Regions from separate parts of the Homo sapiens genome. Here region 1 is linked to region 2. Evidence: chromatin loops called from intact Hi-C (ENCODE). Cell type or tissue: ascending aorta. All regions are shown on one strand. Each heading gives the region's core, and the rest is flanking DNA. Links, peaks and the distances in the headings are about the cores only.

Evidence for each region. A loop is a pair of places that touch in the nucleus more often than their neighbours do. Peaks named below come from ENCODE experiments on the same cell type or tissue, not always from the same donor. Only the 100,000 strongest peaks of a DNase experiment are listed, where the experiment ranks them.
Region 1: it touches region 2 in a loop (2.4-fold over the local background); 3 of 110 quality-filtered maps call a loop at or near these places.

Annotation. Positions count from the first base shown.
Region 1 is chr13:44,765,929-44,778,180 of GRCh38, forward strand. No RefSeq gene overlaps it. Among named protein-coding and RNA genes, the nearest start is that of LINC00330, 38 kb to the right of the region's middle. In ascending aorta, for the core only: no CTCF peak of the experiment used is centred there; no DNase peak of the experiment used is centred there; H3K27ac peaks cover 1,431 bases.
Region 2 is chr13:44,898,659-44,910,910 of GRCh38, forward strand. LOC107984619 (a long non-coding RNA gene) reads right to left here. Exons shown (of 2, transcript XR_001749860.1): 2 at 6,494-6,708. Among named protein-coding and RNA genes, the nearest start is that of TRE-TTC2-1, 13 kb to the right of the region's middle. In ascending aorta, for the core only: no CTCF peak of the experiment used is centred there; DNase peaks (open chromatin) are centred at 5,113, 6,543 and 8,294; H3K4me3 peaks cover 730 bases; H3K27ac peaks cover 3,723 bases.

The DNA.
Region 1 (12,252 bases), core at 1,940-9,939, 130 kb before region 2:
ATACATATTTCTTGCTGATCAAGGAAGGATCTAAATCCTAGAAATTATATAATCCCATGTTGAAGTAGGGTGCCTTCTTTATTTAAAAATCATGCATAGCAAGGTACTGTCTGACATTGTTGCAATCTTATTAGTTCTGCTGAGTAAGTTCTGTTCTTTGGAGTCTTTGGAATTAATAGACTAATGTGTGTGTATTGTGAGATGAGATGGGGCAGAGGGAGTGCAGCAAAAGGAAAGAATTTATGTGGCCATGCTATTAACACCCAGAGGCATCTTACAGGTGCGACCTGGTGAGAGGAGGGGAAAGGGTAGGGCAGAGACAGTGGGGACATTCTGCCAAGAATCAGCCATACCTTAGCTCCCCTGAGAACATATGGGAAATGCCAACAGGAAATGCCAACAGGAAATGGACAGGTCTCCATTTGGATCAGAGGTAATCCTGGCTGGAACAGAAAACATAGATGTGGGCATCTGGTGGTTCTCTTCTCTGCACTTGGAGGACATAGTATGAACACCTTACTGGGATCAAGAGGAAGATAGAGTCTGTACTGAGGTGTCAATGGTTCTCACATTAAAAAATAAAAATTACTGAAACCTGTCTTTTTAAATGAAATTTTTCTTGGGGCTCAGATATATAGAACAGATAAGTATGACATTTTTTTACTAGTATACATTTACTTTGAACATTTTTGTTTTTAATATTTGCTTATCAATAAGTAATAACAGCAAGACAACTTTGAAGAACATAAATATTTGGAATTAGGTATCATGCTTTGCTCCACATCAATCCAAATTATCTATTTCAGTTGTCCTTGATTATGTTTTGGTTTTTAAAAAATTGTTTATGTACATCTATGCAACTAGAAAACCCTTATTCACATAAGTAGATGCAAACGGAATGTGTGTGTGTGTGTGTGTGTGTGTGTGTGTGTGTGTGTGTTTTAGATCTCCTATCAAGTATAATATACTCCTCAAATGAATTAATCCAAAAACTTGGACAAGAAGTTGAAGAGATTTTTAGATTCAAATTTTAGTCACAACAATATTTAACAATGGCTTGCATTTCTTATCATAATATAAAAGTCAGCATCAAACACCCTAACTTCAGAGTAAATGGTAAAATATCTCTAATAAAATACGACACTTTGACATGTAGTGATAAATGTGTCAAGGCTATGGGCCTTCACCTGGTTTGAGGTTTCATTGAGCTCTATAGTAATGCTATTTAATTTTTACTTGAGCAGAGCAGCACTGGCCTAGTTTCAAAAAAAAAAAAAAGTGAGAACCATTGAACTATGCAAAACTACCCACTTTTTTTTTTCTAATTAATGACATATTTACAAAAACTTCAAGTATGTCTTAGTCTTTTTTTTCCTCTTGCTTATAGCAGAATAGTTGAAACTGGGTAAGTTCTAAGAAAAGAACTTTATTTCTTACAGTTATGGAAGCTAAGATGTCCAAGGTCAAGGGCCTGCATTTGGTGAGAGTCTTCCTGCTGTTGGGGACACTGGAGAATCCCAAGGCTGCACAGGGTATCATATGACAAGGGGGCTGGGCATGCTAGCTCAGGTCTCTCTTCTCTCTATAAAGCTATCAGTTCCCCTCCCATGATAACCCATTCATCTATTAATCTATGAATAAATGAATTAATTAATCAGGGCAGAGCCCTCATGATTCAGTCACCTCTTAAAGGCACCACCTCTCAAAATTGCACATTGGTGATTAAGTTTCACCATGTATTTTGAAGGGGACATTTAAGCCATGGCAGCGTATACTCACAGAGAAGGTAGAAGTTCCATACTGAAGAATTAACTCGATACCAAAATTAATGATGGTCCTTAATACATAGAACTGTGTTATGTAATACATTTACATGAATGCTTTTTCTTGTATATTTTGTTAAATAACTAAAATGTATTTAAACCATAAATTTGAATCAGACATTGGTAGAAATCCTAAAGAAACTTCTGAGAAATCTCTGCATCCAGTGTGGGAAGAGTTTGGATTCTGGAGGGGGGAAGATGAGAGGAGAGCTATATGAATGGTAAAGGAACGAGTCAGGTTGTAAAGGAGCTTATCCATAAAATTAAAGAGTTTGAAGTAGATTTTGAGAATCGTAAGCAAGAAAGTGGCATAGTCAGGTCTGAATTTTAGAGATCAAACTGGCTGCAGTGTGGAGCCAGTGCTATTTCCCTTTGCTGATAGTGACATTTACCTGGGGAGACAATGGATTTGGGTGAGAGTGGAGGGGAGGGGAAAAGGGCAATAGACTGATCAATTAGGAAGTGCTGTGACACAGGCCAGGGCTGATGATGGCCAGAACTAAAGTCATAGGTCTGTGGCTAGAAGCAACAGGGGTGTAAATTGGGGTATAAATTTAAGAGTTATCAGAGAGGCAAAATTGACAGGACTGTCATTGATCACATGGGGGCTGGGGATTGAGGTACAGAGGAGAAAGAGTAACACGAAATTTTCTGGCATGGGCAGTGAAGTGGAGGGGGTTTCCATCAGCATGACAGGAAATTCAAGAGGGAGAGGTTGCGGTGGGAGTGGAGGAAACAGATCATGAGCTCAGACATGTTGAGTTTGAGGTTGAAGCCAGTAAGTTGTCACTGAGTCCTGGCAAAAACCATGCTAAACAGAGTCCAGCACACAAAAACAGATAAGCAACAGATTTATCCTTCAAACAGCATATAACAAATATAAACAAATAATCTGATTATAAGGCAGAGGTGGTTGATGCTTTAAGGGAGGTGCATATCTCTGGAAAAAATAAGAGAGGGTAACTGAGAGGTTCGTGGGTCTTAAAAGATGAGTATGATTTGGCTTTTTGGAGCTGGGAAAGGAGGAAGGCAATGTAGGTAGGGACAACATGAGCCAGATACAAAGGCCAAAAAAAGAAAAAAATGACATTTAGGGGGAACTAGAATAATTCAGTTTGTTGGCTTAGGGTAAACAATAGTGATAGGTAAGGCTGGAGGGGCAGACTATGGCAGGTCAGGAAATGACTCGACCACTATGCTTTATTGTGGAACTGATTCCATACCTGTGGGAAGCCAGTGAAGGGCTCTGACAGGAAAGAGCATGTGGTTAGGGTTCCCTGAGATATGGTTTACTTCCTTCACTTCCAAACGACCAGCCTGGGCAACACAGGGAGACTCTGTCTACAAAAAATTTCAAAATTAGCTGTGTATGGTGGCACACACCTGTAGTCCCAGCTATTGGGGAGGCTAAGGTGGGAGGAGTCCTTGAGTCCAGGAACACTGAGGCTACAGTGAGCCATGATTGTGACTCTGCACTCCAGCCTGGGTGACAGAGGGAGACCTGGTCTCAAAAAAAGAAAAAAAAATTCAAGACACTTCCAATGGCAGGGACTCTGACCGCAGAAGTTGCTGGGAAAGCAATGACGTCACTTCTCCTATCACTCTCCCCAGGTAAATGTCACTATCAGCAAAGGGAAATAGCAGTGGCAACTGAAAAACCTTTGCAGTGGGGCCATGTGGGTGAAGCCATTCGGTCTGAGTCACTAATGCTGCTCTTTAACTCATTTTGGAAACTTTGGTTTGTGTTGTGGGGGTGGATTAATTGGCAGAAATCACAGAAGTAGTTATTACTCCATCTCGATTTGGGGAACTTGTGCAGAGATTTTTTTAAAACTCTTATTTTGCTTTTGGGTTTTGCCTCATTCTTATTCCTTTTTGAAAAAAAGTGATCCTGATGTAATGAGGTGAAGTTCATATCCTATGTTAGCAGTCCCAAGAAGGCTAGTGAAGTGGTTTTGTCATCAGGATATAAAAATTGGGCTTTTCCCCCAATAAAAAGCAGACTGTGGTCTGATAAATACTGTGAATGTAGAGCACAGAAAAAAAAAACTTAAGAAATTCATTGCAGGCTACTATTAATGCCATCTCCATTCTAACCACTGCCAATGGAAAAACCATGAGAAATGAGTCTGAAAAGGCCAAAATTTTCCAAATCAAGGAAGTCTCTCCCAGTTTCTCATTTTGTTTGTTTTCTGTCTGGTTACTTCAGACTATGACATATCTGTTATGTATATCTATGGTTAGTTTCACACGTAAACACGTATACACACACTGCAATGTTAGGAAGGTAACAGGAAAACCACTTGGAGAGAGTTCTGTTTTGAAACTGTTCGTTTAAATATGCTTTAAAATTTTCAGATGATTAAAGATCCTATTCCATTTGGGATCTCTCCTAAAATATCTGGAAACTGGCATGGATTACTAAACAATCCTAAATTAGTAGTCTTAACCAAAAGTATATACAGTACGCTGGAGAAGGAAACTGGGAAGCAAATTAATGAGGGTGATCATCAGACAAATCCAATGAGAAATGACCTCTGTTGGGACAGTTGTCATGGAGAAGTGGATGACCAGATGGTCTCTTCTGAGCTAAGCCAAGTTGGATGGAGCAGTAAACAGGTTTCTTCCCATAAGAAGTAGAAAGGGGAGTAAATATCAGTACCCTAAAAATCATTAGCAGTGGTCAAAAGATCAATACACTCGTTATCTCCAACAAGTTACAAATCATGAGTCAAAATTTTTAACCAGAAAGAGGGATCAAAAGCTTTAATTGTTCTGGGGTTCTAAAGTGCTGGAGATAGAGATCAATGTTTTATACCCAGAGACATTTGACTTAAAAATTTAGGTAAGTGGCGGGCGTGGTGGCTCACAGCTGTAATCCCAGCACTTTGGGAGGCCGAGGTGGGTGGATCACGAGGTCAGGAGTTTGAGACCAGCCTGGTCAATATGATGAAACCCCATCTCTACTAAAAATACAAAAATTAGCCTGGCTTGGTGGCGGGCACCTGTAGTCCCAGCTACTTGGGAGGCTGAGGCAGGGGAATTGCCTGAACCTGGGAGGTGGAGGTTGCAATGAGCCAAGATCACACCACTGCACTCCAGCCTGGGTGACAGAGCAAGACTCAGTCTTAAAAAAAAAAAAAAAAAAAGAAAAAGAAAAAGAGAAAAATTAGGTAAGCTAACCAGTTTAGGTCTCATGGAGAGCCAAAGTTAGATTAAGCAATGGTAATGAACTATCTATGTTAAATGCTAGCAGTATCAAATTGTACTTAGGTTTTTTTTGTTGTTGTTGTTTTTTACTGCTCCTTTTGGACCAGGGCTACCCATAGGCAGTGTGCCAAAAATAGCCAAGGAATTTATTTTTATTTATATCTTGCTGTAAGTTGCATTCTTTTTACACAAGGTTAGCAGTTAATGACTCAATGGTGGCAGCTACCTGAATTGCAGGCATGGTTCTTGGTAAATAAATAACATCTGACGGATTGTTTCTTGTTTTGGTTTTGGTTTTTTTTTTTTGAGATGGAGTTTCACTCTTGTTGCGCAGGCTGGAGTGCAATGGTGCGATTTCGGCTCACTGCAACCTCTGCCTCCCGGGTCCAAGCAATTCTCCTGCCTCAGCCTTCCTGAGTAGCTGGGATTACAGGCATATGCCACCAAGCCTGGCTAATTTTGTATTTTTAGTAAAGATGTGGTTTCTCCATGTTGGTCAGGCTGGTCTCGAACTCCCGACCTCAGGTAATACACCTGCCTCAGCCTCTCAAAGTGCTGGGATTACAGGTATGAGACACTGAATCCGGCCTGATGGATTGTTTTTAAAACTGAAACTCAGCTGGGCATGGTGGCTCACGCCTGTAATCCCAGCACTTTGGGAGGCTGAGGCAGGTGGATCGCTTGAGCCCAGGAGTTCAAGACCAGCCTGAGAAACATGGCAAAACCCCTTCCCTGCTAAAAATAAAAATAAAAGAATTAGCTGGGTGTGGTGGCACACACCTGTAGTCTCAGCTGCTCAGGAGGCTGAGGCAGGAAAATTGCTTGAACCTGGGAGGTGGAGGCTGCAGTGAGCTGAGATCATGTCACTGTGCTCCAGCCTGGGCAACAGAGTGAGACTCTGTCTCAAAAAAAAAAAAAAGAAAAAGGAAAAAAAAACCCTGAAAATTCATAAAATTGACCACAAATACAATCTATGTTTTCAGGACTTTTGCCTAATTACACAGTTTGAACGTGCTGTTAAATGGGTGAAACTATGTTTTATTTATCTATAAACATGAAAAATCAGTCATCAAAATTCTTTTTTTTCTTTTTTTTTTTTTTTAGATGGAGTTTTGCTCTCTGTCACCCAGGCTGGAGTGTGGAGTGCGGTGGCACGATCTCAGCTCACTGCAACCTCCGCCTCCCAGGTTCCAGCGATTGTCCTGTGTCAGCCTCCCATGTTGCTGGGATTACAGGTGCCCACCACCACTCCTGGCTAATCTGTAATTTTAATACAGGCAGAAATTTTAGTTTCACCATATTGGCCAGGCACCATGCCCGGCCCCAAATTATTTCTTAATCAATTTTTGTTTCTTTTGCAATCTCACATTACCAAAAATTTGTGGAGTGTAACTCCAAGTATTTCCTTTTGCATTTGTTAACTACACAAGGAATACATTCTCATTTTTTTAAATTCTAATAATCAGATAAATCAGAAGTTATCTCATTTAACAAGCCCCCACCAGCTATTACAGAAACCCTTCTACTATTACCAGTTTGATGTGTATCATTCAAGATCTTTTTCTACTATGTTTGCATAATATACTTTTGCATATACAGCATATGAATATGTATTTTTGCTTTATGCTTTTTTTCCCTCTTTGAGACATGATCTCTCTCTATCACCCAGGCTGGGGTGCAGTGGTGCAATCAGGGCTTACTGCAGCCTCGACTTCCTCAGGCTCAAGTGATCCTCCCATTTCATCCTCCCAAGTAGCTGGGACTACAGATACATGCCACCACGCCTGTCTAATTTGTGTAATTTTTGTAGATGAGGTTTCGACATGTTGCCCAGGCTGGTCTCAAACCACTGGACTCAAGCGATCTGCCCACCCCAGCCTCCCAAAGTGCTAGGATTGCAGGCATAAACCACTGCCTTTGGCCTATGCTTTTTAATATAAATATTATTATACTATACATATTTTTCTATAATTTTATTTTTTTATCTATCACAGGTGACAAAACACTATTTATTTATTTATTTATTTGAGATGGAGTCTCACTCTATTGCCCAGGCTGGAGTGCAATGGCATGATCTCGGCTCACTCAATGTCTTTGTTCAAGCAATTGTCCTTCCTCAGCCTCTGGAGTAGCTGGGATTACAGGAACGTGCCACCATGCCCAGCTAATTTTTGTATTTTTAGTAGAGATGGGGTTTCACCAAGTTGGCCAGACTGGTCTTGAACTCTTAACCTCAAGATCCACCCGCCTCGGCCTCCCAAAGTGCTGGGATTACAGATGTGAGCCACCGCACCTGGACACAATTTATTTTTTTAACTTATCAAATATCTTGGATATTTTTTTATTAGTGTGTAGAGATTAACTTAATTTTTCTCTTACATGATTTTTTGCATTAATTTTTTTTTATTTTGAAAGAATTGTAGATTCACAAGAAATTACTGCCTCCCCCTGAAAAAACAAAAAAAGGAAAGAGAGGTCCAGTCAGTGCACCTTTCACCCAGCCTCCATGTAACGGTCACATCTGACCTATAGTGCACTACCATAAACAGGAAATTGACATTGCTACAATCCACAGAACATATTCACATTTCACCAGTTTTACATAAGCTTATTTGTAAAAGTGTGTTTGTTTGTAGATAGTACTTTTTTATTATTCTTCTTCTTTAAGTTCCAGGGTACATGTGCACAATGTGCAGGTTTGTTATTTTGAGATACGTTCCATCAATACCGAGTTTATTGAGAGTTTTTAGCATGAAAGGCTGTTGAATTTTGTCGAAGGCCTTTTCTGCATCTATTGAGATAATCATGGTTTTTATCATTGGTTCTGTTTATGTGATGGATTACATTTATTGATTTGCATATGTTGAACCAGCCTTGCATCCCAGGGATGAAGTCCACTTGATCATGGTGGATAAGCTTTTTGATGTGCTGCTGGATTTGGTTTGCCAGTATTTTATTGAGGATTTTCACATCAATGTTCATCAGGGATATTGGCCTAAAATTCTTTTTTTGTTGTGTCTCTGCCAGGCTTTTGTATCAGGATAATGCTGGCCTCATAAAACGAGTTAGGGAGAATTCCGTCTTTTTCTATTGATTGGAATAGTTTCAGAAGGAATGGTACCAGCTCCTGTTTGTACCTCTGGTAGAATTCGGCTGTGAATCCACCTGGTCCTGGACTTTTTTTGGTTGGTAGGCTATTAATTATTGCCTCAATTTCAGAACCTGTTATTGGTCTATTCAGAGATTCATCTTCTTCTTGGTTTAGTCTTGGGAGGGTGTATGTGTCCAGGAATTTATCCCTTTCTTCTGGATTTTCTAGTTTATTTGCATGGAGGTGTTTATAGTATTCTCTGATGGTAGTTTGTATTTCTGTGGGATCGGTGGTGATATTCCCTTTATCATTTTTTATTGCATCTATTTGATTCTTCTCTCTTTTCTTCTTTATTAGTCTTGCTAGCAGCCTACCTATTTTGTTGGTCTTTTCAAAAAACCAGCTCCTGGATTCATTGATTTTTTGGAAGTTTTTTGTGTCTCTATCTCCTTCAGTTCTGCTCTGATCTTAATTATTTCTTGTCTTCTGCCAGCTTTTGAATTTGTTTGCTCTTGCTTCTCTAGTTCTTTTGTGATGTTAGGGTGTCAATTTTAGATCTTTTCTGCTTTCTCTTGTGGGCATTTAGTGCTATAAATTTCCCTTTACATGCTGTTTTAAGTGTGTCCCAGAGATTCTGGTATGTTATATCTTTGTTCTCATTGGTTTCAAAGAACATCTTCATTTCTGCCTTCATTTCGTTATTTACCCAGTGGTCATTCAGGAGCACGTTGTTCAGTTTCCATGTAGTTGTGCAGTTTTGAGTGAGTTTCTTAATCCTGAGTTCTAATTTGATTGCATTGTGGTCTGAGAGACAGTTTGTTATGATTTCTGTTCTTTTACATTTGCTGAGGAGTGTTGACTTCCAATTATGTGGTCAATTTTAGAATAAGTGTGATGTGGTGCTGAGAAGAGTGTATATTCTGTTGATTTGGGGTGGAGAGCTCTGTAGATGTCTATTAGTTCCACTTGGTGCAGAGCTGAGTTCAAGTCCTGGATATCTTTGTTAATTTTCTGTCTCATTGATCTGTCTAGTATTGACAGTGGGGTGTTAAAGTCTCCCATTATTACTGTGTGGGAGCCTAAGCCTCTTTGTAGTTCTCTAAGAACTTGTTTTATGAATCTGGGTTCTCCTGTATTGGGTGCATATATATTTAGGATAGTTAGCTCTTCTTGTTGAATTGATCTCTTTACCATTATGTAATGGCCTTCTTTGTCTCTTTTGATCTTTGTTGGTTTAAAGTCTGTTTTATCAGAGATCATGATTGCAACCCCTGCTTTTTTTGCTTTCCGTTTGCTTGGTAGATCTTCCTCCATCCCTTTATTTTGAGCCTGTGTGTGTCTTTGCACATGCGATGGGTCTCCTGAATACAGCACACTGATGGGTCTTGACTCTTTATCCAATTTGCCAGTCTGTGTCTTTTAATTGGGGTATTTAGCCCATTTACATTTAAGGTTAATATTGTTGTGTGTGAATATGATCCTGTCATTATGATGCTAGCTGGTTATTTCGCCTGTTAATTGATGCAGTTTCTTCATAGCATCAATGGTCTTTACAATTTGGCATGTTTTTGCAGTGGCTGGTACCCATTGTTCCTTTCCATGTTTAGTGCTTCCTTCAGGAGCTCTTTAAGGCAGGCCTGGTGGTGATAAAATCTCTCAGCATTTGCTTGTCTGTAAAGGATTTTATTTCTCTTTCACTTATGAAGCTTGGTTTGGCTGGATATGAAATTCTGGTTTGAAAATTCTTTTCTTTAGGAACGTTGAATATCGGCCCCCACTCTCTTCTGGCATGTAGGGTTTCTGCTGAGAGATCCACTGTTAGTCTGATTGGCTTCCCTTTGTGGGTAACCTGACCTTTCTCTCTGGCTACCCTTAACATTGTTTCCTTCATTTCAACCTTGGTGAATCTGACAATTAGGTGTCTTGGGGTTGCTCTTCTCAAGGAGTATCTTTGTGGTGTTCTCTGTATTTCCTGAATTTGAATGTTGGCCTGCCTTGCTAGGTTGGGGAAGTTCTCCCGGATAATATCCTGAAGAGTGTTTTCTAACTTGGTTCCATTCTCCTCATCACTTTCAGGTACACCAATTAACATAGATTTGGTCTTTTCACATAGTCCCATATTTCTTGAAGGCTTTGTTCATTTCTTTTCACTCTTTTTTCTCTAATCTTGTCTTCTTGCCTTATTTCATTAATTTGATCTTCAATCAGTGATATCCTTTCTTCCACTTGATCAAATCGGCTATTGAAGCTTGTGTATGCTTCACAAAGTTCTCATACTGTGGTTTTCAGCTCTGTCATATCATTTAAGGTCTTCTCTACACTTTTTATTCTAGTTAGCCATCCATCTAACCTTTTTTTAAGGTTTTTAGCTTCCTTGCAATGGGTTAGAACGTGCTCCTTTAGCTCAGAGAAGTTTGTTATTACCGACCTTCTGACGCCTACTTCTGTCAGCTCGTCAAACTCATTCTCTGTCCAGTTTTGTTCCCTTGCTGGCGAGGAGTTGTGTTCCTTTGGAGAAGAGACATTCTGGTTTTTGGAATTTTCAGCCTTTCTGCTCTGGTTTCTCCCCATCTTTGTGGTTTTTGTCTTGTTTGTAGATAGTTCTATGCCTTATTGCATATATAGCTTTATGTAAGTTTACTTTTTTTTTTGTTTTGAAGATAAGGTCTCACATTGTTGTCCAGGCTGGCATGCAGTGGCATGACCTCAACCTCTGCCTCCCAGGCTCAAGCCATCCTCCCACTTCAGCCTCCCGAGTAGCTGGGACTGTAAGTGTGCACCACCATGCCCAGCTGATTTTTGTATTTTTTGTAGAGATGGGGCCTCACCATGTTGCCCAGGCTGGTCTTGAGCTCCTGAGCTCAAGCAATCCTCCTGCCTTGGCTTCCCAAAGTACTGGGATTACAGGCATGAGCCTCTGTGCCTAGCCATCTTACTTCTTTTTTTTTTTTTTTTTTTTTTTTTGAGACAGAGTCTTGCTCTGTTGCCCAGGCTGGAGTGCAGTGGTGCGATCTCAGCTCACTGCAACCTCCACCTCCTCGGTTCAAGCAATTCTCCTGCCTCAGCCTCCCAAGTACGTGGGACTACAGGTGTACATCACCATCCTACCAAGTAGCTGGGACTACAGGTGTGCATCACCACGCCTGGCTAATTTTCTTTTCTTTTTTTTTTTTTCTTAACTACAGGTGTGCATCACCATGCCTGGCTAATTTTCTTTTTTTTTTTTTTTAAGTAGAGATAGGGTTTTGCCACATTGGCCAGGCTGATCTCAAACTCCTGACCTCAGATGATCTGTCTGCCTTGGCCTTCCAAAATGCTGGGATTACACGTGTGAGCCACCACACCCAGCTGGCTTACTTTATTTTTAAGACCTTTGTATTATTGTTCAAATATACTCCTGGCAGTATATCTTTTGGAAAAATTCCTGAAGAATGTATTTTTTAAGTGGCTTTTTAAAAATGGCCTTGGAAATTTCTCTTACAAAAAACTATTAGTTAAGGTAATTATTAAGATTTAAGACATTCTGAGAAATGTATTGTTAGGTAATTTCATTGTTGTAGGAATATCATAGAATGTACTACACAAACACAAATGGTATAGCCCAGCAATATCCCCAACCTTTTTGGCACCAGGGACAGTTTTTGTGGAAGATAATTTTTCCAGGGATGGGAGAGGGTAGGGGGAAGGAAGAGGTGGGGATCATTTCTGGATGACACTGTTCTGCCTCAGATCATCAGACATTAGTCAAGAGAGTCCAATCTTTTGGCTTCTTTGGGCCACATTGGAAGAAAAAGAAGAATTGTCTTGGGCCACACATAAAATACACTGACACTAATGAAGCCAATGAGCTAAAAAAAAAAAAAAGAAGTTGCAAACAAATTTCATAATGTTTAACAAAGTTTACAAATTTGTGTTGGGCCATATTCAAAGTCCCCCTGGGCCACATGCAGCCCGCAGACCACAGGTTGGACAAGCTTGAGTTGGATTCTCATAAGGAGCGTGCAACCTAGATCCCTCGAATGTGCAGTTCACAATAGGGGTTCATGTTCCTATGAGAATCTGATGCCTCCACTGATCTGATAGGAGGCAGAACTCAGGTGGTGATGCTAGCTTGCCCTTGACTCACCT
Region 2 (12,252 bases), core at 2,543-10,542:
CCAGCCCCCGGCTTGCACATACACTGCTCAGGCCCCTCACAGATCACTCTGCTTTGAAAATGTTTCCTTCCAGCCTTGCCTCAATCTCAAACCTCACCTGTACTTCAAGGACCAGCCCAAGCTCCACCTCCTTCTAGAAACTGTCTAGGACCAGCCCTCTCCCCTTCTCTCAGTAATCTCCAGCCATGTGGGTCACTGCACTGCCTAGCTAACACAGGAAATTACCTCTTCTTCTACCTCTCTTCTCCTCTTCTACCTCTATTCTCCTGGCTCGTTGTGTGGCTGACCGCTTCTTACTCTTTAGGTTTCAGCTTAAATGTCATCGACGCAGGGAGGCCCTCACTGACCTCCCGTTTACTCACCACGTTCTCTGTCATGGCTCTCTTTGGTTCCATCCTCATACTTGGCCCTGTAGTGTATCCTGTCTATTTAACTCAGCTTCCTTCCCTGCCTTTTTTCTCACACTGAGAAGAGGAATCTTGTCTACCTTGTTCCTCAATATATCCAGCCCCTTCACAATACCGTAAGTCTGATTTCCAATAAGTATTCTATCTGATAAATGAATGAAAAAATGAGTACCTTAACTCATAAGTAGGTGATTTGTTATTGAACTCTCAGGGTACATCTCTCTTATTCTCAAGAGCAGAGCTGCCTGCCTACTAGCACAGAGTTATGCATTGGGTAGGTATCTTGTAATTATGAATAAGTGCCTACCACAAATTTAATATCTACGGAGTTTACATTTGAGTATTTCTAGATTTAGACTCCACAGTGATCCTGCTTTATAGTTAATTCTAAATGGTTGATGGTGGGAGCCTGAAGCAGAATTCTGACTGATTAGGTAAATTACCTGGTAGGCGCTACATTCTAATGAAGATTTCAAAATTGCTTGCAGCCATGAAAAGGAATAAGATCATGTCCTTTGCAGGGACATGGATTAAACTGGAAGCCATCATCCTCAACAAACTAACACAGGAACAGAAAACCAAACACCGAATGTTCTCACTCATAAGTGGGAGTTGAATGATGAGAACACATGGACACAGGGAGGGGAACATCACACACTGGGGCTAGTTGTGGGGTGAGGGGCGAGGGGAGGCAGAGCATTAGGACAAACAGCTAGTGAGTGCGGGACTTAAAACCTAGATGATGGGTTGATAGGTGCGGCAAACCACCATGGCACACGATACGTCTGTAACAAACCTGCACATTCTGCCCTTGTACCCCAGAACTTAAAGTAAAATTAAACAAAACAAAATAAAATTGCTACACTTGTGCTGTTTAATGGCACTAGTATACCTCATATATTATCACTGGGCTTTATTGTAGGAATACATTTTCATCGGTCTGCTTGTCAAAAATCTATCCAGTTCTTTGCTCTGCAAAGACCTGACAGAGAGACTTCCACTCCCATTTTATTTTCCTCCCCTGGGGCAGATGCAAAGGAGAATTTTCACTGTATTTACATTGGCATTTTGCCATAATTTCCTCCATCGCCTGTGACAGAGAGGCTGTCTACTGATATCCCTGTTCCTTTTCTTTCATGGCTGTAGAATTTTCAGTTGGGCCACCTAGTTAGAAACCACATTTCCCAGCCTCCTTTGCACTTAAGCATGGCCAGGAGATAAAGTTATGGCCAGTGGGTTGCAAATGGAAGGTATGTGTGCAGCTTCCAGATCATGCACTTGAAAAATGAGTGTCTTCCCTTTCTTTCCTTCTCTGGCTTAAATGTGGATGTGGTAGTGCCAACCATGCAAATGAAAACAACATCCAAAGATGGCAGAACAACAAAGTGGAAGGCAACTGGGTCAACAACCTCATAGCCGCCATGCAGCCCAGATGAGGGGTCAGAAGGTTCCACAAGATAGAACTTTCTATTTTAAGTGACTGTTATTTGGGATCTTTTTTAAAAAATGCCCTTGTAGGCCCCACACTTTTCTACCTTCCCCATTAAGAAAAGTCAGCAGTATCACCTCCATTTTGCTAAACCGAGGTCAAGATAGGGTGTGCCCCTGTTGCTCAATGAAATCAGCAGAAATTCTAGATGTTGAGCCACCGTCTCCTGCGACGCGTTTCCTCGGCTTCTTCGGCCGCCCAAGCTTCTTCTCTTCGTTGAACTATCCTTACCCTTCTTTCAGCTCCTGTCTTGATCTTGCCCGGGGACATTGATAAGCCTGCACAACAGATCTGAATAATGGATACTTTGAGAGACGCTAAGCAGGCTTATCTCCTACTAGCAATATTTTTTACATTCCCAGATGGAATTTGCCCCATTCCTTTTTCTCAGCTTTCCCTGAGGTTTCATTTACCGTACCAAAATAGAAGCACAGTTTCTTTCGCCTTAGAGATGCCTCCAGAACATGTGATCTGAGCTTGTCACTGTGGATTGTTTTCAGGTTATTAGAGACCCCTCAGACATCAAAAATATCAAAGCCCATTCACCATTTGTTGAACAGAGATGATCATCATGTCTCTAAGTAGTCTAAATGAAAGCAGCCAAGAAAAAAGGTGGGGTAAGTCAACTCGTTCCTGCAACAATTGTTTGTCAGGCACCTGCTCAGGTACCATCCTAGGCACTGGGGATACACTGGTGAACAGACAGTCAAGGACACAGAACTCTCATTTTAGCTGGAGAGAGACAGGCAAGGAAGAAGAGAAGGAGGAGCAGAGGAAGAAAAGAGAGGAGAAGGGGAAAGAGAATGGGAAGAAGAAAAATGGAGAAATTTCAGACTGCTAGGAAGACATTCAGTATGCTATGAAGAAAACACAGTGGGTATGGATCAGGGAAGGTCTCTCCCAGGAGACACTGATTGACTTGAAGTTCCAATGACAGGAAGTTGTTGGTCCGGGAAAGGGAGCAGCAGATGCCAAAACCCCCAGGTGGGAACACACTGGGTGTGTTGAGGGGAAGAACCAAGACGCTTATGGCTACAGTGCAGTGAATAAGGGGTGAAGGGCATGAGATGGAGTCAGCTCATACTCCTTCCGGCCCCTCTTTTCACACATTGGAAAGGTCAGGGAAAGAAGCAGTGAGATGCCCACCTTTAACTATTGTTCTTCCCAACAAGAAGAGAGGAGCTGAAGAAACCTCTGTGAGTCTGGGTTCCTGGGCCCAGTCCCCATCTATTCAATGTCCTTTAAAGAATACTCTGCCTGCAGTGTTTACACTTGTACGCGTGGTAATTCTGATAGTGACAATAAGTATTGGTAATTGACAGCATCGCTAAACTTCCATATTGAGTGTATCCTCCTCTTCCAATTCCAACTCCTCTAAGATACATATCTTTCAGCACACTCAGATTGTAAAACCTCCTTTTTATTAAGGCTGAATGTTTAATGGAACAACTAATCCTAAAAGCAAGGCTGAGAGTGACAAAAAAGAATCTTGCCTTGAAACCCCTTTTCTCTGCATTTAGGACATGGCAGCTCAGATAGCCCCATCTCAGCTTTGAGCCACCCAAGACAAGGGTTCCAGTCAGGTCTCTGGGATAGATGAAATGGGCTCATATGACTCTGTCTTCAGACTTCAGGTTTACCTTTGAAATGAACGTAAGTATCTCAGAGACTAATGTCAGCTAATTGGTATGTAAATTATTGAATATACTTTTTCTCTTTTCCTGGAAATCATGATAACTTCTTCCTCTCTCTGCGGCATACCTGTCATTCTCCATAAATTCAAAGAAATCACTGCAGACCTGTCTGTGGTCAGTTATTCATTGCCTGTGCTGTCAATGGGGAAAGCACATGGACTGGCCACAGTCCCTCAAGTCTTGTGGACACAGATACTGTGCAAGTAATGTCTGGGGTGAGAACCATTAGGGAGGAGAAAATCAGGTCCCTTTGCAAACAACCATCTTCAATGTCCAGCCCTGGGCCTAGAGAGCTAGGTGAGTTCTCACCTTGGGTGAGAGTTCTTAAAGGTCTCACCCATCATGAGACATTTGTTCTGTCCTTTAGAGATTATTTTGCTTTGTGATGTATACTGGAGGAAAAAAATAGGAGCAACTAGTTTTGCTTTCTAGCATCCGCCTCCATTACCCTATCTCCCAAAGCATGACCCCATCCCATTTTTCTTACTCCAAACATCATCAAAATATGGGCGATGTAACATAGAAAATGATGTGGAATGGTGGGAAAAGGCCAGCATTTGGCCTGAGATGATCTGGGCTTTCATCCCAGCTTTGCCTCTGAGAAGCCCCTCCACACTCCGAGGATAACTCCCATCCCCACTCTCACGGGTTATTGTGAGGATCAATGTGATCATTTACATGAAAATGCTTTGCAGACCATGGAGCATTATTCTCATGTCAGCTGCTGTTCCACAAGTCGTAGCGTATTCTGGACTTCAGCTTTTCCTGACACTCAGATACAGATTCCTGCTATTCTTTTGTGACACCCTTCATGACATGCCCCTCCTTCCATCTTTTGTTTGTGTTCATTTAAAATCCAGGCTAGAATGGCTTTCCCTCAGCGCCATGCTGGTTCCTTTAACTGCCTCTCTTATTTTCTTCCTTGTTGTTATTTTCTGTAATGTTCCAGATGAGATGTCATTGCAGGCTTCACAACCTTCCCAGGGTCTTTCGGAGTCATCCCCCAATCCAAATCCCAGGCACCCCCCTATTCCATTTTACCAACTTGGAAAATCAGAAAATTCCTTTCAATCCAGATCAGAGTTGTCTCTCTCAGACTGGTGTCAAGTAAAGATTTATCAAACCCTTGGCTTGTCCATGAAGTCTGTCCCGTTTGCTGTGGCCCAGGAGGAACTCTACAGAAGCCAGGGGGTCAGAATTCCTTTTCAGGGTCTGACATGGTGGTTCACAGCCTCACTTGACCAGAACGTTCATCCGCACACTCAAAGTTTTCTTGGCACTTCCAGACCTACTGTGAATCAGGCCCAGCCAAACCAAGAAGCCTTGCTCAGCCTGGCCTTGCTGGCTGCCATGTCTTTGTTCACTGCAGAGCATGACCTCAGCCTCCCAGGCAGTTTGCAGCAGCTGGGGCAAGCTTGAGAGCTGATTTACACTTGGTCTGGGAGGCAAGTCCTCTCTCTCAGGACCTACCAGAGGCAGCTCAAGCACGAGCTTCCTTTCTTCATCCAGGCTGGCCACCACTGACCCTGGTGGCAGCTGGCCAGCCGCATTACTGCCCTCTCTGTTCCTAACAGCCACAGAGGCCTTTGCGTTGAAGCTCTTGGAGTCAAAACAAGAATGTCCTAATCCTCTGCTTGGGAAGCTCCAGCAGTTGCCAGGTGACATCATAGGAGGGGACTGGGGAGAAGTCCTGAGGCAGGCAGGGAAGCAGAAGCTGAGGATTAAGCCGGTGTTTAAGTACAAACATGGGAAAACTCAAGCATACAGAAAGGAAACTAACATCACTTTTTTCCACTTCACTTAAAGAGGTTGCTGGATAATCGCAGTTCAGATGCAACTCCTTCATTAGAGGTGCCTTGTAGCCAGCGACAGTGACTGGGGAAGGAAGCAAGGTGCATGATAAAACACTGGGGTGTTAGGGGAAGGGGAGGAGGGAACATCATGATGCTGGCAAAGACACTATGGAAGCAGGTCCTTCCAAGCTGTGGGCAAACAAGCCAGGGACCCAGCACACTTCAGCTGGGGTTCTTATCCTAGAATCCACAGCTTTCTTCCTGGCCTGGGCGTGTGGTTTCTGGAAACATAGAGAAACATAACCAAAGAGCATCCCAGTAAAACGCATATGGTCCTTGAGCAAAAAGCCCAATCATGGCAGAGTGGTGGCTGTACCCCAGCTCCCAGCCTCTGACCTTTGCTTTACCAAGCACCTCTCTTTAGAGTGACTTATAAGGAATCTCAGAGGGTATGCCTGTGTTTTCAAACAAAGATGCAGAGCTGTTTGGTTACTATGCAGGAATGAGTCTTTCTTCTTTCTTTCCTTTTTTTAGCCTCCTTAATTCAATCTACCCATCTTCCATACTCATTACCAAATGTCACCGAATCCCCTGTGTCAGACAGAAACAACAATTGTTTGCTTGAAACACAGGTTCATTTATATGCTGGAATATGACACATCTTACAAATGGCAAATCGAGAAGCATTCTGAAAAATAAGCACTGGCTGGGAAAAAAAATGTAACTTTATATTGTCCAAAACACTCAACGGGGAAATGCCATTATTTTCACTTGCTGCAATCAGAGCCATCAATAGACCTCATCTTTTTTAATTCTGAGTACTTTTTAAAAAGTGTGTCCGTTTAGGTTCTGGCAACTAAAGCCTGAGGATTTTGTTGTTGTTTTGGTCACAATTTCGGAACTGTTTAAGGATTTTCTTGGAGTTATTTAAGAAAGTGGCCCCTTTTCTTCTTTCTTTCTTTATTTTGTTTTGTTTTGTTTTGTTTTATGGAAATATTGACCCATCAGGTTTTACTTAAATCCTCCTTGGTTATGGGCCTCCGAAGACAAAGCCATATCCATGGCAACCACAGGCCACACAGCAGAAGAAAGAACACATCCAGACACAGCGCATAATAGCTCTGTTTACTGATGACTAAGATCTTGAAAGCACTACTGTACATTCCAACTCCCAGCTCAGGGCAGGACTCCAGCCCGTCCTCATCTTCCAAGTCCAGCATCTATAATCAGAGCCACAGAAAGGGAGAGAAGCCCTTTTCCCAGCCCTGGTCTGCTCCTCCCTGGGGGTGAGGGATATGCCGCTTCCATCAAGGCTCTCGATGGTCCTGCAAGAAACAGTAGGCCAAAATGAGAGGGAGGCTGGATAGGGACGAGTTATGTGGGGAAGTACTGGAGCCCTTACAGTTCTAGGGGTTTCTCTGCCTAATTCTAGCTGTGGTGGCTGCCTTCTGAGGTCGGCCCTGCAGAAACAGCCTCACACTGAGGCCATGCTCCAGAGACAGGCCTTCAGACCCCGAGAGGTACTTGAACACACAACAGCAAGTTCAAGTTCACATTCAAGTGTTTTGTGACTTACCCTTTGACCCCTTCACACACCAGCATACCTCATTCCATCACTCTTTTCCATGTGCCAATAAAATCCTGGTAAACACATAAGCCCAAGTAAAAGGCTGTGCACACCAAGTGCCTCCCAGCTTCCTGACACACGGACACAAAACAAGAATGGATACAGCTCTCCTCAAACTGCTAAACAAGAACAAAGAAGTCTCAGGCTTGCAAAGATCTCTCAGGCAGCCCAGCCGTTCCTCTGGAAAATGAGTTCGTCAGAAAAAAACACTTGGAATGGAAAGGACTCAAGTCCAGAGGGCTTTTATTTAAACCCCAAACACACAGAGCCCTCTACGGTAAGGTTTCAGGTGCCCAGATCTGGGAGGCAGGGGCCACGGAAGATGGGGAGCAGCCAGGGGCCTGCGATCCAATCCCATGTGCCCTGCAGGGACTCCCAGGCAATGAGAAAAGCCATCTCTATGGCTCGTGAATTGTGGAAGCCACTGCTAAGGGGAGGAAGAAGGAACAGAATCAGTGCTTCATTTGCAGCAGCTTGAGTTTTTATCTGTTTTCTGTGTGTGATTCTACATGCATATTTGATTGAATTTTTTAAAAGTTCCAGCAGTTAAAACACCTTGAAAATCACAGTTTGAGAAAAGAAGAGGAATAGCAGGAGGAGGAGGAGGGAGGAGGGGTAGGAATACAGGTGTGCCAACTGGGCGGCATGCACACACACACACATTAGCTAATTTAGCCATCATCCCATTAACCTTATCAGGCAGGCACTGTGTGTTCTATTGCTTTCTATAGATGATGCCGGGATTTGAACAAAATACAGAACTTTCCCCAAGGTCACACATTGGCAGAGTCATCCCAAGTCATGCATCAAGGCTGACGCTGCTCCCCAGGGCTAACTAACTCTCTCCCCTCCCCACCAGCTTTATTTCTCTGCAAACTTGTAGCTGTTTGCATATGATTACAGAAAATAGGAAAGGTAACCTAAAGAAAGGTAACACGGGCTGGGACAGCTCTACCAAGAAATTCCAAATATTAAGCGCTTGCTAATGTGCAGTACTCTCCAGGCTGAATCAGTCACTGTGACAACCTTTGATGGCAAATGTATTCTGACTTCTAAAAGCTCCATCCTGAAAAGCAGGACTCTCTGTTTCTTGTCATCAGTGCCTGAGGTACTCTTTTAGATCTCCGTGCTTTGGAGATGTTTAAGCTGCTCCAATTTTTACCATTACAGAGAACTTCGTAGAATTGCTGGGAATTGGAGCCAGCTCTCTATGCACAGGGAATTTTCCACAGTGTCCTTGCCAGAAAGGGAGCGTGAGCTCAAGTTACAAGGCCAAGTGAAAAGGATTTGTGAAGGTTTCCTTTCAGAGCCGTGTGCTGGGCAACCACTTACAACGAGGAACCAGCTTTTGGACTCAAAACGGCTGGTGAAAGTAGCCAAGGCTCTGTGCCCAGATCTGCTGGCTTTTTTATAATTTGAACTAGTTGGAAAACTCACTAGAGAAGGTTGGGTTTAGCAGGAGCATCAGGGCTGCCAGAACGGGGGAAGTAACAATGCCCCAGTATCAGGCTTTTTGCTTGGTGTCTGGTCATTGAGTTCATTTTGCTTGCCAGGGGCTTATGGATCAAGCAGAAGCTGGAGAATGAATCTGTGACACGAACTTCATAAAGAATCTTGCACTGGCTGCACGGTTGATCCCTCAGAACATCTCCAAGGGTTGTTGAACTTGTTTCACCCAGTTCAACTTTGGGTGAAACAAGGAAGCAATTGGTGGTGAGGAAGGGAACAGAGAACTGCGATGCCAGGGACTCACATCTACACCTGGTCACTCAAAACTAAAGAACCAACAGAATACAGCAGCTGCTTCGTCTATGTGCTGATGGAGCAGTGGAAGCATAGGTATTCTCTTCCAGGCCCTCTGACTCCTTTCTACCACTGACTCCCAAGCCAATCACCCTCATTCAGCAGTGACCTACCTTTGTCTTTGTGTCATGCACTTAGGTCCGCTGGCAGATTGTTGTGGTAGTCAGCGTATTGAACCCACATAATCTATAGGTTCCTTATGTTTATTCTTCTCACTAAACTTTTTAAAACTTTGTTTTGAAATAATAATAGGCTCACAAGAAGTTGCAGAACGCTTAAAATTTAACAATAATTTACTTGAGATAAGACCCGTAGCTTTTGTTTGTTTGTTTGTTTGTTTGAGACAGAGTCGCTCTGTCGCTCAGGCTGGAGTGCAGTGGAGCAATGTCGGCTCACTGCAACCTCCGCCTCCCGGGTTCAAGTGATTCTCTTGCTTCAGCCACCCATGTAGCTGAGATTAAGGGGCCCGCCACCATGCCTAGCTAATTTCTGTATTTTTAGTAGAGATGGGGTTTCACCATGTTGGCCAGGCTGGTCTCGAACTCTTGACCTCAAGCGATCCACCTGCCTCAGGCCTCCCAATGTGCTGGGATTACAGGTGTGAGCCACCATGCTAGGCCTAGAGCTGTGGTCTTACTCACTGTATCTTCCTTTCTTGGAGGTCTGTTTGCTCTATGGGGGACACAACATGAGGACAAGAGTAACAGGAGACTAGACATTCATGAACACTTAGGGTCTAACTTTCTTACAAGCAGAATGATTTTATATATATATATATTTATATACATATATGAATACACACATATATATGTGAGAGACAACCACTCTGGAGAAGAAATCCATATATATACATACATATATATATACACACACACACACATACATATATATGTGAGAGACAGAACCTCTCTCTAAATATCCAAGCTTTTCATTCTGTTTTTATTATTGCTGAGCCTCCTAGGAAGTGAATTTTATTTTCCCTTTTTATTACTGTATTTGTCATATCTGACATTGGCCTCTTTCCAGCTTGTGAAAGTACCAGTTGTTTCTGCTAACCCTTAAATAAGAGCTCAAATTATTGTAATTCTCGATATAGAAATTCATTCTGATAAATCTCCCCAGGGCCTTCCACACCCAGCTAAGGAATAGCAGACCAAGACTCCACCTTACAAGAATTTAAGTTTAAAAAATAAATAAATAAATAAACAAACAAAACACCTTCAATTTTCATTTGCGAGAGAATAAGGGAAGGTGCACTCTGACAAGAGGGAAGTTACCCAGAGGAAAAAAATCAACGGGATCTAGGTTATGCGGTTAAAAAGTCTTCAAATGCTAGAGAAGAGCATTTTGTGAGTGGTTGACACTTTTTGTTTACTAAAAAATATCACCTATAACCAAAATAGCATTTCCTGTGCAAGGCCCAAGGCATCTAGGTTTCGTTTCAGGGTGAGAAGAGGGACCACCCGCCTTGCCCTGGGGGAGGGGAGGAAGTGGTGCAGCACAGCTGGCTTGGAATCTTGTCCCTTCTCTGCCATCATTGCGGGTGATGCTGTTGTTCATCATTGTTCATAATCTGTATCTTTGCCCTTCTTTGATACTTGATGTATCAAAGATGTAGATTTCTGGAAGTAGAATTACCAAGTGAAAGGAAAGGCATGCTTATGGCTCTTACTATGTATTACATGCTAAGCAACTTTCCACGAAATGTGTACCAATTCACCTTCCCAGTGTATCCCACAGTCACACGCAGAGCCTGCAAGATGCTAAGTGCCAACATTAAAGCATTTACAAAATTATTGCAGGGTCTTTGGGGAGTCAGGTTCTTTGACTGATTCCTCACATAATATAACAAGATCAGAAGGGATTGGAAAATTTGCAGGCTTTATTGACCAAGACTTGTGAAAAATGGAGTAACAAGCACCCCAGACCCCCTGTTAGCTCATACTGTAATGTTGCAAACATTAAAAATCACATCTTCCTCAAGGCACTTTACTCCATCTGTCGGAAAATGATCATAATAAATATCAAATCTACAATGACTGCAATGGACAGGCAGGTCCTTTGAGCCATGTGGTGCACATTTGCTACTCTCAAGATGTCTGCCACTGCAGGTCTAGAGGATTCTATGCCAAAGTTTATCTCTGTCACTGAAGGCCAGATACACGACAGAACCTGTCACACCTGCTGGTGCACACACTCAGTCTCCCTCCTTCCTCCACCACTCCGTGATCGCACCAGCCAGGCACTGCTCAGTTAGAAAACCCCTAAGCCTCCTATTTGCCTGGAAATTACAGTTGCCCCCAGAGGTGTCTGCTTTCAAAGGTGTTCCAGTCTGTGTTTCCTGCCCTCTTAGGTTGCTCCATTTAGATATCCCAGCAGTGCCTCAAATTTGTCAGAGGAGACAAATCTCATTCTCTCTGCCCCACTTCTCTGTCTCTCTGGGGATGCTTATCATCTTGGGGTTGTCAACAAATCATCCCTTCCCTTCACGCCCCACCACCAAGCTGTTGCCAAATTCTGATTATTCCTCCTTCACTTCTCTTAGTGTTTCGCTCTCTCTCCACCTCCCCTGAATCAATTAACCCCAATCAGGACATTAATGAGCACAGGTTATGGAAAATTACTCCAACTTCTGATAACTGTCAAGTTTACTGCTCCTACCTTAGACTCAATGAACACATTGAAGACAATCCCCCTGTATGAGTGCTTACAGTGGAAAACAGCACTGGATGGAGAGGCACCCAGGGGCAAGAAATAAATGGTGAGGTCGATGCTTAGATTCGCTAAGCTTATGCATAATGAGAGAGTCAGGTGGAAGGTGGTGCAACTGCACGGGCTGCAGGTGTTCAGCCAACAGAGCCAAAACCCACTGGGGGCTTCCCTGACAACAGCAAGGTGAGCTCCCCAGGTCCACTGTTAAGTGCTGCAACATCTAGGCAAAGTTCTGACAGGCCCCCCTTTGCTGCACACAGCAGCATTCCAATTCTGCAACTGCTTTGAAGCTTCCAGTGGAAATCCTAATGCGGGCGTCATCCCCGCAACTAACCTGCAGTTCTGATGACGCAGAAATCCCCAGCATCAGATTCACCCCAAGGACCTACTGTTTCCATTTTAAAATTCAGGGCACACAAGGCAGGCCTCCCATAAAAGCTGCTGCTCCTCCCAGCCCCTCCTTACCCCTCTTTTGGGAACTTCCCCTTGGAAAGTTGGGAGAAAAGATGGAGAGAGGTCAGAACCAGCATGTTCCAGGTTTCCCCTGAGCTGCTGCTCTGAACACTTACCTATCTTTTGGCAAACAGTTTGTGGCAATAGACAATCCTTCTTCCTTCATCTCTACTGAAAAGAAAACTGGAAGAAATAATGAGTGGTAGGCCAGGTGTCGTGGCATACACTTATAGTCCCAGCACTTTGAGAGGCTGAGACAGGCAGATCATCTAAG